2 separate regions of the Homo sapiens genome follow, and region 2 is linked to region 1. Evidence: chromatin contacts called from ENCODE Hi-C or POLR2A ChIA-PET data. All regions are on one chromosome and are shown on one strand. The core of a region is the stretch at or near the end of the contact, and the rest is flanking DNA. Distances in the headings are between cores, read along the strand shown. Region 1 has its middle 100 kb from the start of LINC02831. Region 2 has its middle 51 kb from the start of LINC01812.

What was found. Hi-C counts contacts between places; a loop is a spot of excess contacts on that map. ChIA-PET counts read pairs that join two places held with the same protein, here RNA polymerase II (POLR2A).
Region 2: a loop to region 1 is called in a map of prostate gland, with 4 times the contacts of the local background. The contact joins two enhancer-like sites. A Hi-C loop is called at or near these places in 2 of 168 maps with a recorded cell type or tissue (endothelial cell of hepatic sinusoid and prostate gland). POLR2A ChIA-PET finds 5 or more read pairs at or near these places in 1 of 52 experiments (AG04450).

What each region holds. Positions count from the first base shown.
Region 1 is chr2:67,664,994-67,671,265 of GRCh38, forward strand. No RefSeq gene overlaps it. Among named protein-coding and RNA genes, the nearest start is that of LINC02831, 100 kb to the left of the region's middle. Within about 2 kb of position 1,583, at least 8 of the 41 ENCODE cell types and tissues checked have a DNase peak (open chromatin) inside an H3K27ac peak, as active enhancers do.
Region 2 is chr2:67,771,282-67,777,334 of GRCh38, forward strand. No RefSeq gene overlaps it. Among named protein-coding and RNA genes, the nearest start is that of LINC01812, 51 kb to the right of the region's middle. Within about 2 kb of position 1,715, at least 2 of the 41 ENCODE cell types and tissues checked have a DNase peak (open chromatin) inside an H3K27ac peak, as active enhancers do.

The sequences.
Region 1 (6,272 bases), core at 333-2,832:
GCTTAAGGTCTAGATTAGTGGTAAGGTAACCATGTCTAGCATACTTTAAGAAATAGTGACTGCAAATGTTATATTTATAGAGTCATTTAAAATCCCCTTCTCCCCCAAATACTTTTTTAATCTCATTCTCTGAGCAATTCTATGATATTGGTTTAGTGACTGATTTCTTAGGATCCCAATCTGGATGAAAATAACTGAACCTACCCTCGACAATTTTGATCCATTGGCACTGACAACACCAAGCATTTGTTGTGAAAGAGCTAGCTGAATGAGGAAAGTTAATTTTTGTACCTTTTGTAATCATCCTATAAATGTAAAATCATAACAAAAAAATCAGAAGTATTTCTCAAGTGCATTTTTAGTTTTCTGAAATTACAGTACATACATTTCATGTCTCGTACTCCAAACCTTGACCTTTTACTTGTCAGTAGGCAAGTTTGGGTTGGACATACTTTCTTCCAGACATGCTCATTTTTTGTTGGAGTCTTGATTGGGCCTTCACATCTCCAGATGAACCAAACATGATCATTTTGTGATCATTAAAAATTCTCCATATATTTAAATATACTTATATATTTATGCTTCTAACTTGACAAAATGACTTTAAAGTGTAATTGAAGTACAAAGATGTGTATTACATATCTTAAATTCTCTTTACCTTTCCCTCTCCCCTCTCAATATCTCCCTCTTTCTCTTACCTTCCAACTTTACCTCACTCCTAGATTTTATGAATCTAAGACTTGCACCTTTTTTCATTGCTCTAATTTCATGATAAATAAGTTAGCTAGCAAGGCCTCCCAAATCTCTAATTGAAATACACGTGAATCATTTTGGGGGAATCTCACAAGCTTGTCGGAACAGTCTGCCAAACCTGGGGAGATGAGCACCAGGGTATGAACTTTTTTTTTTTTTTTTTTGAGACGGAGTCTCACTCTTTCACCCAGGCTGGAGTGCAGTGGCACAATCTAGGCTCACTGCAACCTCTGCCTCCCAGGTTCATGCCTTTCTGCTGCCTCAGCCTCCCGAGTAGCTGGGACTACAGGCGCCCGCCACCACCCGGCTAATTTTTTGTATTTTTAGTAGAGATGGAGTTTCACCGTGTCAGCCAGGATGGTCTCAATCTCCTGACCTCGTGATCCACCCGCCTCGGCCTCCCAAAGTGCTGAGATTATGAGCATGAGCCACCGTGCCTGGCTGGGTATGAACATTTTAATGAACAGTGGTCAGGTCACCAGGATCATCCCCCTTCAGTACCAGAGTCAAGGGGATCAGCCAACACACGTGGCAAGGCCAGAGGTACAGGTCCCCAGAAGAGAGACAGAGCCTTGACTGCAGGTCTTCCATGTGTCTCCATTGTGTCTGCCTACTCCCCGATTCAAAATTCCTTCCTGCTTTCAAATCCAAGAAAAATAAACTCAGATTCCAGGGTCAGACATTTTTCTCTTTCTAAAAAGTATCAACACTCCCTCCCCTCACCACTCCCCACAAGGAAGTGGATGCAATGCCTGTTCACAAAGGCACATTGGGTGAGGATCTCTGTGTTTAGATTCCTCTCTACAGAGGCCAGAAAGCCTTTAGAGTCACAGAACTGACCCTCGGGCTGAAGCTTGAGGTCATCCTTCATGTTCAGAGTTCCTCACATGCCGTCCCCTGCTCTCTGCCAGACTGTTTGGTGACAAAGAGTCCAGAGGGAGGGAGAGTAAGAAGGGGAAGGGGCCAAGGCAGGGCTTCTCTTTCCAAGATGTAAAAGGCAAACTTCAGGCCACCAAGTCCAAATCGACAACCAGATAGAGCCTCTGTGCTGGTTTGAGCTATTGCTCAACGTTCTAGGCTTTAATATTTTAAGAAAAGTTTATTATGACAAGTCAATGACAGCACTTTTAGTAGGTTAATAAATCATGGGCATATTATATCACAGAGATGACAGCTATGTAAAGCATCACAGGAAACCTGATATTATTTCAACAAAATAGCAACTAGAGCGTCTTGGCACTTACTGTAATTTTAAGTCAAGGTTTAAAAATATATTATTATTAATATTACTGAATGAGAAATTTCCTTGGATTGGGTACTGAGAAATGAAACAGTTCATTGCACAGTTTAGTGTGAGAAGGAATGAAGCATTACGTGGGGAAGGGATTGCAAATGCAGCTTCCTATATTGATGCTCTGGTTATTTTTTATGATTTGCTAATAGCAGGTTAGGGGAGGGAAAGGAACCCAAACCAGATGAAAAATAGGATAAAAAGATGGCCAAGAGCTTTCTTTCATGGCCTCTTTCCAAGCATATGTGGAAAAAAAAGAGATGTTAATTTTTTAATAAGATTCAGAGCATGGTAGAGTAGGAATTGGGGGCCGACCCAATCTTGTTTTGTTTCTTTCATAAAGGAAACTTGGAAGCAGCTGTCAGAGCTGGGGGGTGACAGATGTTAGCAGTGAAGGGTGCAAAGGCAACAACTTACTCCTCCTTCCAAACTGTGAAAATTGTCCTGTGCCAACATTTTTCTGTTCTTTTGGTGGACAGGACAGTGGATTGGCAGGATTAAGAAAGAATAATAAACCCTGATATGTAAATAGTACTTTCCAGTTTACAAAATGCTTTTACATATTTTATCTCAAATCAGCTTTCTACAATAAGCAATCTAGGCTCTGCTGTAATTCTTTTCACATGAGAAGGTGAAGGCTTGGGGAGGTGAAGTGACTTGCCCCCAAACCCACAAAACTGCTTGTGATTGAGAAAGGCTAATAATCCAATCTCCTGGTGGTTGGGTCAGAGCTTTTTCCATTATGTGTGTTTATCTCAGTTTCATCTGGTTTGGGTTTCTTTCCCTGCTCCATCCTAATATGAGCAAATTATAAAACATAACCAGAACATCAATATAGGAAACTGCATTTGCAATCCCTTCCCCACATAATACTTCATTCCTTCTCACACTGAACTTTGCAATGAATTGTTTTAGTTTTTAGTACCCCATCCAAGACTGTTAATCCATGTCACTATTTCTTTTAACTTCTTGTAACTGCTTAGCACTGGAATCCAATAGTTTAGTGGGCATAGTCAGTGCCATCATCCCTGGAGGGAAAGGTGTCCCCTCACAATCTTCCTTCTTAATCCTGGCCTCAGGGCTGGCTTCGTTCCTCTGGTTTTGGATGAGAGAGAAGGGTATTTCACACCAAGGAAGGCTTGACGTTCAGAACAACATCTTGGCAAGGGCAGAGGCCAGCTAGGAAGGGTGAAAGAATCTGTTTTCAGCTCTCTCAGCTCCTGAAGGTCCTCTTTCTGTGTTTAGCATTGCCTTTTCTCTAGGTCTGTCTTCCACCTTCCAGGAAACCAGGGTGTTTCTCCACCACACAGCCACATCCAAAATCTGCCCTCAAGAATCCAGTACCAGTCACTTAAGCCTTGGTCTAAATTTAAATCTATGGTACTTCTCCTAGGGATATATTCATAGCAAGCCTATGTTTAATTGTGGAATAAAATATTTTCCTGCAAAATAATGATAATAATAATAATCATGAACTACTACAAACATGGAAGAGTTGTTCAGTGATTTTCTTGGGGAAGGAAATGGAAAATTTCCTCATATCCCTGACAATGTGCTACACATAGGCACCATTTAAAAGATGATCCAAGCATTGAAAGTAATGTCACAGCATTGTGTATCATCAAGGTATCCTTTAAAGGATAATAGATCATTCAGCATTGTATTACAACAGTGATCATTTTGAAGGTTTGTAATTGAGACACAGAAAAAAATGGAAGTGATGTCATCAAAAAATTTAAAAGCCCCTGGCTTCTAGAACACTCTGTAAGACTCTAAGACAGGTAAGAGCTATCAACCTAATGACCATAGGCTGCAAACCCCAGAAAACTTTAGAGCACAGCTTTCAAATAAGTGGCAACTGGAAATCTACCAGTCAAGGTTTTAAATTTTTTAACATAAATGTAAATCTACTTAACTAATAGCATTGACCCATTCCCTGCTCTTCCTTTTTATTGCTTTCCAAGGCCATGTTATTTCACTTGCACGGAATTAGACACCAAGGATTAAGTCATTTACTCTAGAGTGACCCAGGAGTGGAACTGAGGGTATAACCCAGGCCCACTGACTCCCTTCCACAAGCCATGGATGCTTTAACTACTACATAGGAAATCACCATTCAGAAAATCTCTTAAATAAAAGTCAACAGTAATAATGTCAAGACTTAATAAATGGGTGTGGACTATGTCCTTGGAAAAATTAGTTCTACCAAACTGTGGAGACATGGGCTAGGTCAAAGTGAGTACATGGTTAGACCTGTCTATCTTCTGAAAGAATTTGGAATGAGGAATGAATCATAGAGGTTATCTGGATAATTCATAAATCACAAAAGTCTATCTAGTGCCTGTTATTTCAAAGCAGTTCCATAACATCTCCGGAAGAAAATCAGGTTATCTATATGACCCCAGATGGCACCCACAGCTTCCTAAGCCCTGGCTTTTTACACGTGTGGCTGTGTCTGGGGCAATGCCAGGCATTACCTTCGTAAACTGTGTAGAAAGTAGCCCTACTCACAATCACTCAAATCCCTAGAAACAGAGTCAACTTAAATAAAATGGGCCTTTTAATTCTAATGTGAGCTGTTATTTATAAGTTAGAGTGAGAAAGAGGTTAAAGCTCTTATTTATACAGAAAAATTCCTCTATTCCATGAACCGAAGAAAACAAATGAAGTTGAGAACTCAAAACTGCCTTTCTTAAAAAAGAAGGAGAAGCAGGGGTCAGAGTAGGGGTGGAAGAGAAAACATGTGCCATTCTATAACGTTATTGAAAAGTTAAGTCTCTATGAGTAGAAGAAATATTCTAGAAGCAGAAAGTGGATTTCCATGAAAATACGCACTCCCTAGGAATTTTAACATCTTGGGGCTTACCCAAGCTGTGCTGGGGAAGTGAAAACTCGTGAGCAGCCAAACACTGGGAAATTTTTATTTGCAGCCATAAGTTATCCCATATGGTAGGAGGGTGATTTCTTACACGACAGATAGGAACTTGAATGAACTTGACTGTTTTCTACAAGGAGAAGGGAGGAAGGGATGGGTGGGCCTGATTTCTGTGTCATAACTGGGCCTAGGGTAGTAGCAGCAGCAAATCATCTCGTCAGAATAGTTTTAGTTGGCTAAAAAAAAAAATAAAATTATGGCAAGAGTGACAGTGAAATAAAGCAATAGGACGGGAGGGAGAAGAAAAAATAGAAAAGCAAGGTAAGTGATTACCAGCAAATAGGGAAGGTACGGTAATAAATACCAAAGGCACAGGAGAGGGAGGAGATGAGGGCAGAGGAAGTCGATGGTGGAAAGATTGGTCAGAGGCAAGGAAGGGCATCTCCACCAGGTATATTAGGTCAAGAAGGGCTTCTACTATTACAGAGAAATTCAAGATGGTGTAAAAAAAAAATAGTAAGACGGGCAAAGGTAGAGAACGAACACAAGATAAATTGCATCAGAGGTTGAAATAAATAAGACTTTTTAAGTAGATAAGAAACAAGAGGTCACAGGAAAATTTATTGCCAGAAGAGGAAAAAAAAAAAAAAACTAAATGAATTCCCTGCCTGAGTGTTCACAAAGGATGGGGATAAGGGAGGGGGTATAGAAGCCAGAAACAGGCATAAATTTTCAGAAGGAGGATGGAGAAATGATTAAGGAAATCAAGATCAATAGCAGAGCCAGCCATCAAGACATTGCAATGTTCCCAAGCCTCAGAAAACTCCAGGGGCAGAAATGGCATCTGCCCTGAGCCTGAAGGGACATGATGGAAGGGATCTCAGCAGCCTTCTCACGAAGCTGTTGCAAAACTAGAAAGGGAAAGGCAGGCGCGGTCCTGCAGAGGTGACATGATATCAATTGCGGATGATGCACGAGCCACTCTTGGGTTACCATGTGATGAGACCTAAATGCAGATGAGGGGTGACACTCAGCTCATTCTTCACGACTGGCATTTCCCTTTGACAAGCAGTTGTCAGTAAGGGCTATGTGTCAGTAATAAAATGACTGGTATTTGTACACTCTCAAAGGCCAGTTGTTCTCATCCTGTCCTTTAGCTGTGGCACCAACAAACTGGTGGCTAAGTGATCACTGTGTCTTCTGACCTTTGAGCTCTGGGAGGCCTTCTCTGCCATGCTTCCAGGGAAGAAAATTAACCAAGGCAAACAGGAGGAAAAAGAAGGGAGACTCTGTGGAATCCATCTCATGGATTGAGTTGGTGTACTTACCTCACTTACTCACGTCATATACATT
Region 2 (6,053 bases), core at 465-2,964, 110 kb after region 1:
CCACTGGAAGAAAGCTCAGTGATAAGGTCTTTCACATTCTAGTGTGTGGTTCAGAGCACATACTCTGGTTGTCTTAGCATGAATCCAGTGCTTCCTTTATTAGATGAACAATCTTTGTTGTATTAGGTAAGTTCAGTTTCCTCATTTATAGAACTTGCCTAATGGCATTGATTGAGGATTGGATGAACAAGTGTATCCAAGGTGCACAAACAGCACTTGACACATGAGAAATATTCAATGAGTGATTGTTATTATTTTACATTATCCTTTGTATAAATCTATTTAGTCGTCAGAGTTGTCATAAATGCGCAAGCTCAGCATGAAAGGCCTGAGATGTAGGCAATGAAGGTATTATTACCATCTCCATTTGACAGATGAGGAGTCAGAGGCTCATACCAGTAAAGGAGTTGCTTGGCTTAGCACACCGTAGAGCCAGAACTTGACCCCAGAGCTTCCAAGCCACACTTTTCCTGAAGCTGAAGAGGCACCTCTACTCCAACTTAACATGTCATGATATTCCTATCAAAACTTCTACTGATCCATGTGAAATTAAAATCACTAAGGATCTTTCCATTGACCAAGTTCCAGTCTTCTGACAAGCCTGAGTGTTGGGATTATGGCCCAAAAGTAGGTAAGCTGAAGTTGGGTCTAGCTCTGTCACTGTGGCCTTGGGCAAGCAACCTACCCTCTCTGGTCCTCGAGTTCCTAATCTGTAAGGTAGGAGAGTTAGACTCAAAGTCCCTAGATCATGGTTAAGACTCCCTAGATAATGGTTAATCAGCTCTGAAATTCATGATTCTTTAACTTCTTTTTCCTCCTTTAAACAAGTTGGCCTTTGAAGGACAGAGATGCCCAGAATATATATCATCAAACCTAAGCAGTTGTTGTACCCTTTTACAGGCAGCAGAGTAGGGAGTAGGGAGCTAATAACCAAATAGGATCAATGGCTATCCCTGGAAAGCACTGTGGATTTTCCGTTCAGAAAACCAAAACCCCAACAGCAAGATAGCATCTATTCCTAAACCTGAAGAGTTTTCCTATTCAATATGAGAGAATCTGAAAGGAACTTAGGAATCAATCCAATCTCCTTTCACAGACCAGAGAACTGAGACAATGAGAATTTCATGCCTCACCCAAGATGACATAGTTAATTAACTACAGAGATGTGACTGGAACCCAAGGCTCCAGGCTCCTCTTCCGTGTTGCTTCCACAATATTGTGCTTCATCCTCCAGGTTTAGAAAATCTGCATCAATGGTTCAGATGTCTCCTTGCCAGGAGACAAGCCATATTGGGATCAAAGCACATCTGTGAAGCTAATGACAGTCTAATTCACTATTGGCAGAAACATGGGAGATTTAGGGAGAAAATTGCAACAGACCGTTACAGACCATTCTGCAGCACATTGCTGAAAACGGAAAACACCTCTTAGATCACAAAGCATCATTGAGAAGGGGAGCCAAAAATCCCTGCTCATTTCACATTCGGCTCCTTCGGATGGTTGGTGGGTCCCCCAAACCAGCATGCTCCAAACGCACATCTGCTTCCATGCTGGAGAAACAAGAATCAGAGCTCTACTGAACTCACAATAAATTTATTTTTTCAAAAGCAGAGTTAAGAGCTTAACTGGATAAACAAAAAAAAAAAAAAGGAAAATCAAGTGAGTATGACGCAATCAGCCCCTTTGTGTTCCAAAAAACAGCCAAGGTCCCTGACATCTAGATAGCTATCTTTCCAGACTTTTCCCAGCCTTGCCAGCTGTCATTTGAGTTTAAACTCACTTCCTACAAAGGAAAAACGCACCACTATTTCTCTTTCATTGACTGAATAAATCTTCACTGAGCACTTTCTAGATGTCAAGAGTGTGATAAATCATCTCAGGGGCTAATTTCATTGCAATTCTAGCTTCTAGACTAATTATCAAAGCCCCCAAAGACCTACTGACCAACAATAAACAATTCAGGTGTGGTGTCCAACAGCCCCAAGGGCCAAACCCGAAACTTCCCTCCCCCTTCCTGGTTACAATACTTTATCCTCAGAGTATTAAAGACCACATAGTATATATTTTCCTTTAAAACACCATCATCTGAATTGGATACACACGCACACACACAGTGTGAAATTTTTAAAAAGTTATGCATATATATATATAAATTTATATATATACTCACACAAAATTAAAAATTAAAAAAATTAAAAATTTCAATTTCAGGTACTTCTTTTTAGTTAACTTTTATTATGAGAATTTCAAACACAACAGTAGATAGAATAGTATAATAAAACCCCACATATCTATCATCCAGATTTGACAATGATTAACATTATTCTCTTGTTGTTTCTTCTATTTCCCTCTTATTTTACAAAAAAAAAAAAAAAAAAAAAAGGCAAGCATTTCTTAATGATGCCATAATCTAGGGTAACCATATGTTTCCATTTGCCTGGGATAATACTTCTTTGTATTAACTAATACCTATTAACTAATTTTATAGCCCCTTTTGTTTTTAAAAATGACCTGGTTTGTATAATAAATTCTGTGGTCACTTCACCTATAGCCGATATTACTAGTCTAAGGCACTGAAAAAAAGGTGATGTCTTATACTGTTTGTCATTACTCAGTACTATCCTGCTCTTCTAGGCTCTTCTCTGAACCTCAAGAACGGAAAGCCCGAGTACTACAATTCACAGATTCCCTGGCTAAATTCCACCATTGAAAGAAATTGACGTAAGCTTTGGAAGACAAAAGAGAAGAAAAGCATCTTCTCCAGCTTCAGCAGACACATAAGCCTTGGAAGCAAGCAGACAGCAGATGTGGACTTTTGCCCATGATTTACAAGGCTACAGGCAGCCCAGACCATAGCTGGTGGTTTCCAGCAATCTCTGAAATTTACATTTCTTGAAAGCATTCTCACCTTTGGTCTCCAGACTCCAATCTTTACATAGACCTCCAATTCCCCACATGAAACCTCTTCCATCTTGAAATACTTAAAATGTCTTCCATTTTCCTAACTAAATACTGACTAGAACAGTGACAAAGTGAATCCCCACTTTTCAGGTTTGCTTTGGCTCTGAGTATTGCCTGCAGGAGCTCTGCAGCAAGCAAGGCCCTCCACGTTCTCAGCTCCATCCATACTCCAGCCCCAACTCCTGCCACTCTAGCCACATCAAGAGCTGATAGCTTACCAGAACGTCACATTAGGTCTCATTTCCATGTCTTCTCTCATTCTGCCTTATAATTCCTTCTTCCTCTTACTCTCCCTTGGCTAACTCATGCTGCTTGTACAAAGCGCTACAAAAAGCTTCCTTCCTTCTCAATGAAGTTTTCTCTGACCTTTCCCCACACTGTTTGTGTGTCCCCACTCTGTGTTCCCACAGCAATCCAATATCTCTATCACTGGACTCATCACAGCCTATTTATGTTTTTAAATGTAGGCTTACATATGCTAATGTATCTATGTTCTCCTTGGGTGAGGAAACCTTGTTCTCTATCCCCAGTACCTAACACAGAGTAGAAGGCACGTAGTAGAAATTCACAGAATACTTGGTAAATAAACAAGTGAAAGAGCAATTCCTCACCAGCTTCAGCAGCTTAAGGATAAAGAATCTTGCATCTAAAGAGGACAAGGTCATCTCAGCATTTGACACTATGTTCAGGTCTAGACCTGCACTGCCTAATACACAGTGGTCACTATCCCCATGTGGCTACTTAAATTTAAATTTAAATTAATTAACTAAAATTAAATGAAATTTAAAATTTAATTTCTCAATTACATTGGCCACATTTTAAGTGCTTAACAGCCACAGATGGCTAATGGCTGCCATATTGGGCAGCCCATTTCCATCATTGCAAAATGTTCTACTGGACTGTGATGGTTTCTAAAATTAGCAGAACAGAAGAAACACTTTCCAAGGCAGAGCTAGTAAAAGTTCTCTCATCTGCATACATGCGTAGATGATACATTTTTACAGCTAACTCAGAGACAAAATGACCAGCCAGAAGACTCAGAGACAAACACTAAGGAAGTGGGTTCTAGCAAGGGAATAAGAATCTCAATGCTAGCTAACTTTTTTTGGGCAGTTAGTGTGTAAAAACCCTTGTAATAAGTACTTCACACATACCTTATTTAAGAAGAATGTAAGTAAATACTGATCTGCTATCCCTTATCTACAATTCCAAAATCCAAAAAGCCCTGAAAACCATTTACTTTTTAGATAAGTTTTGCCACAAACTCACTTGGCAGTAAAATCTGACCTGAATTTGAATTGCTGTGAGCCTATTCCTAATCTTTATTTAGCATGAATTGTCATTTTGCTGCAGAAATATTAATAGGTTACAGGATACCACCCAGACCTCACCTTTGCTGGTAGTTTAATGTAAAATAGGGCATATGTGCTATTTCATTTTTCTAAAATCTGAAAGAATCTCAATTCTAAAATACATTTTGCCCTAAGTGTTCGGAAAGCAATTTTGGACCTGTATTTTTATTTTCTTATTTTACAAATGAAAATACAAAACTCGGAGAAGTGAAGGTATTTGCCCCAATTCACAGAGACAGTAAGGGAGAAGCAGGGGTTCTAACCCATCTATGCCCAAAGCCCAGCCCTTAACCACTAATTAACACTGCCTCTCTCAGCTACAAATGCAACCAGTGTGCCTCTGCTACAAATGTATAGCAAAGGCCCAGCCACCAATTCTGGAATTAGGGTAAAAACTACACATTCCAGAGAGTACCTCAGGACCCTAACCAGGCCCTATAACCACAACCGAAACTGACTGAATTAGAGTCACCATTTGCCCAGCACAAATGGAGGCAATGTGGGTTTAGTATTTGTGGTATTTCAAAGGAAAATGAATCCCGATATCAAGTTCTCCAATACATTGCAGTAATTAACATTTTCAGAATCTAGCTATTTAATTTAAAACACCTCAGGATAGGGGATCCTCAATAAAAGCGAAACAAAGGGAAAATTCCCCATCCGGAGAAGCACTGCTTTCTTAATCACAGCTGAGAGCAAAGGCTCCCTCGTGCTGAAAGAGGCCAACCCAGTTTCCTTTTTCATGATCCTGCTAAAAAAGAGGATGCTAGGGAAACCCTCAGGGATCCCTAGAGGCCTGGCTGTCAGCTTCCAGAGGGCAAACTCTGAGGGCCCATCAAACCACTGGCATGAATCAGTAGCCACGCCAGTGGCATGGCTCATAGGCAGATCAATGATCAACAATCCAGGATCCAGGCATCCTTGGGTTTTGTTAAGAAATCACTATAAACCTGGGGAAGAACACCAGTGACTTCAGCAATATAATGCAGCATGGGTAACTCTCTATCTGGAAATGTTTAATTAGTTAATGAGTTTGGGGAGCAGCTCTTCTTAGGGATAATTAGTTAAGGTTTAACATATGAGACTGCAGAAAATTCTCATTAGTAGGAGTCAGCAGATTTCCCTTCTCTTTGATGGCCAATCAGAAGCCCTTATAGTGTGCCTACGAAGTGCCCTCCTCAATGCTCACTTTAGCAGTATGTTTCCAAATTCTTAGCCGATTAGACTCTGAGACAAAATGGGGACTAAAAACCCTTGCAATGGGGTTTAATGCATGAACCTAGGTAGGGGCTGGTTTTGGCTGAACTGTCTGGGACTTAAACTCCCTTTTCACAACTTACATCTTGGGCTCCCAGTGATGAGCGCACAGTAGATTGGTACTCCTTGACACCTACTGCTGTAAAAGCATTAGAGAAAATTGTTGATCCACACTTATCATAGAACAAAGGAAATATGCCCCTGTGGCCTGGACAAAGAGAAAGGCTGCCTGATTCTCATTTAACCAGGTTGGTGCCATAATTCCAGGAAAAGATCCAAAAGCAATTGCTGCCGCCTCACACCATCTGGAATGTCCTTTACCCCAAAAAAGCATCAGGAAGACTCACAAATCACTCATATACATGCCCTTGGGTGCTCTGCAGAGGGAAATGACTTCAAAAGATTAGATCAGCTGATACTTCAGAAAGCCATTTGTTCCAGATAAATGCAAATTATCTACCCCACACAAAAGGTTCAGACTCA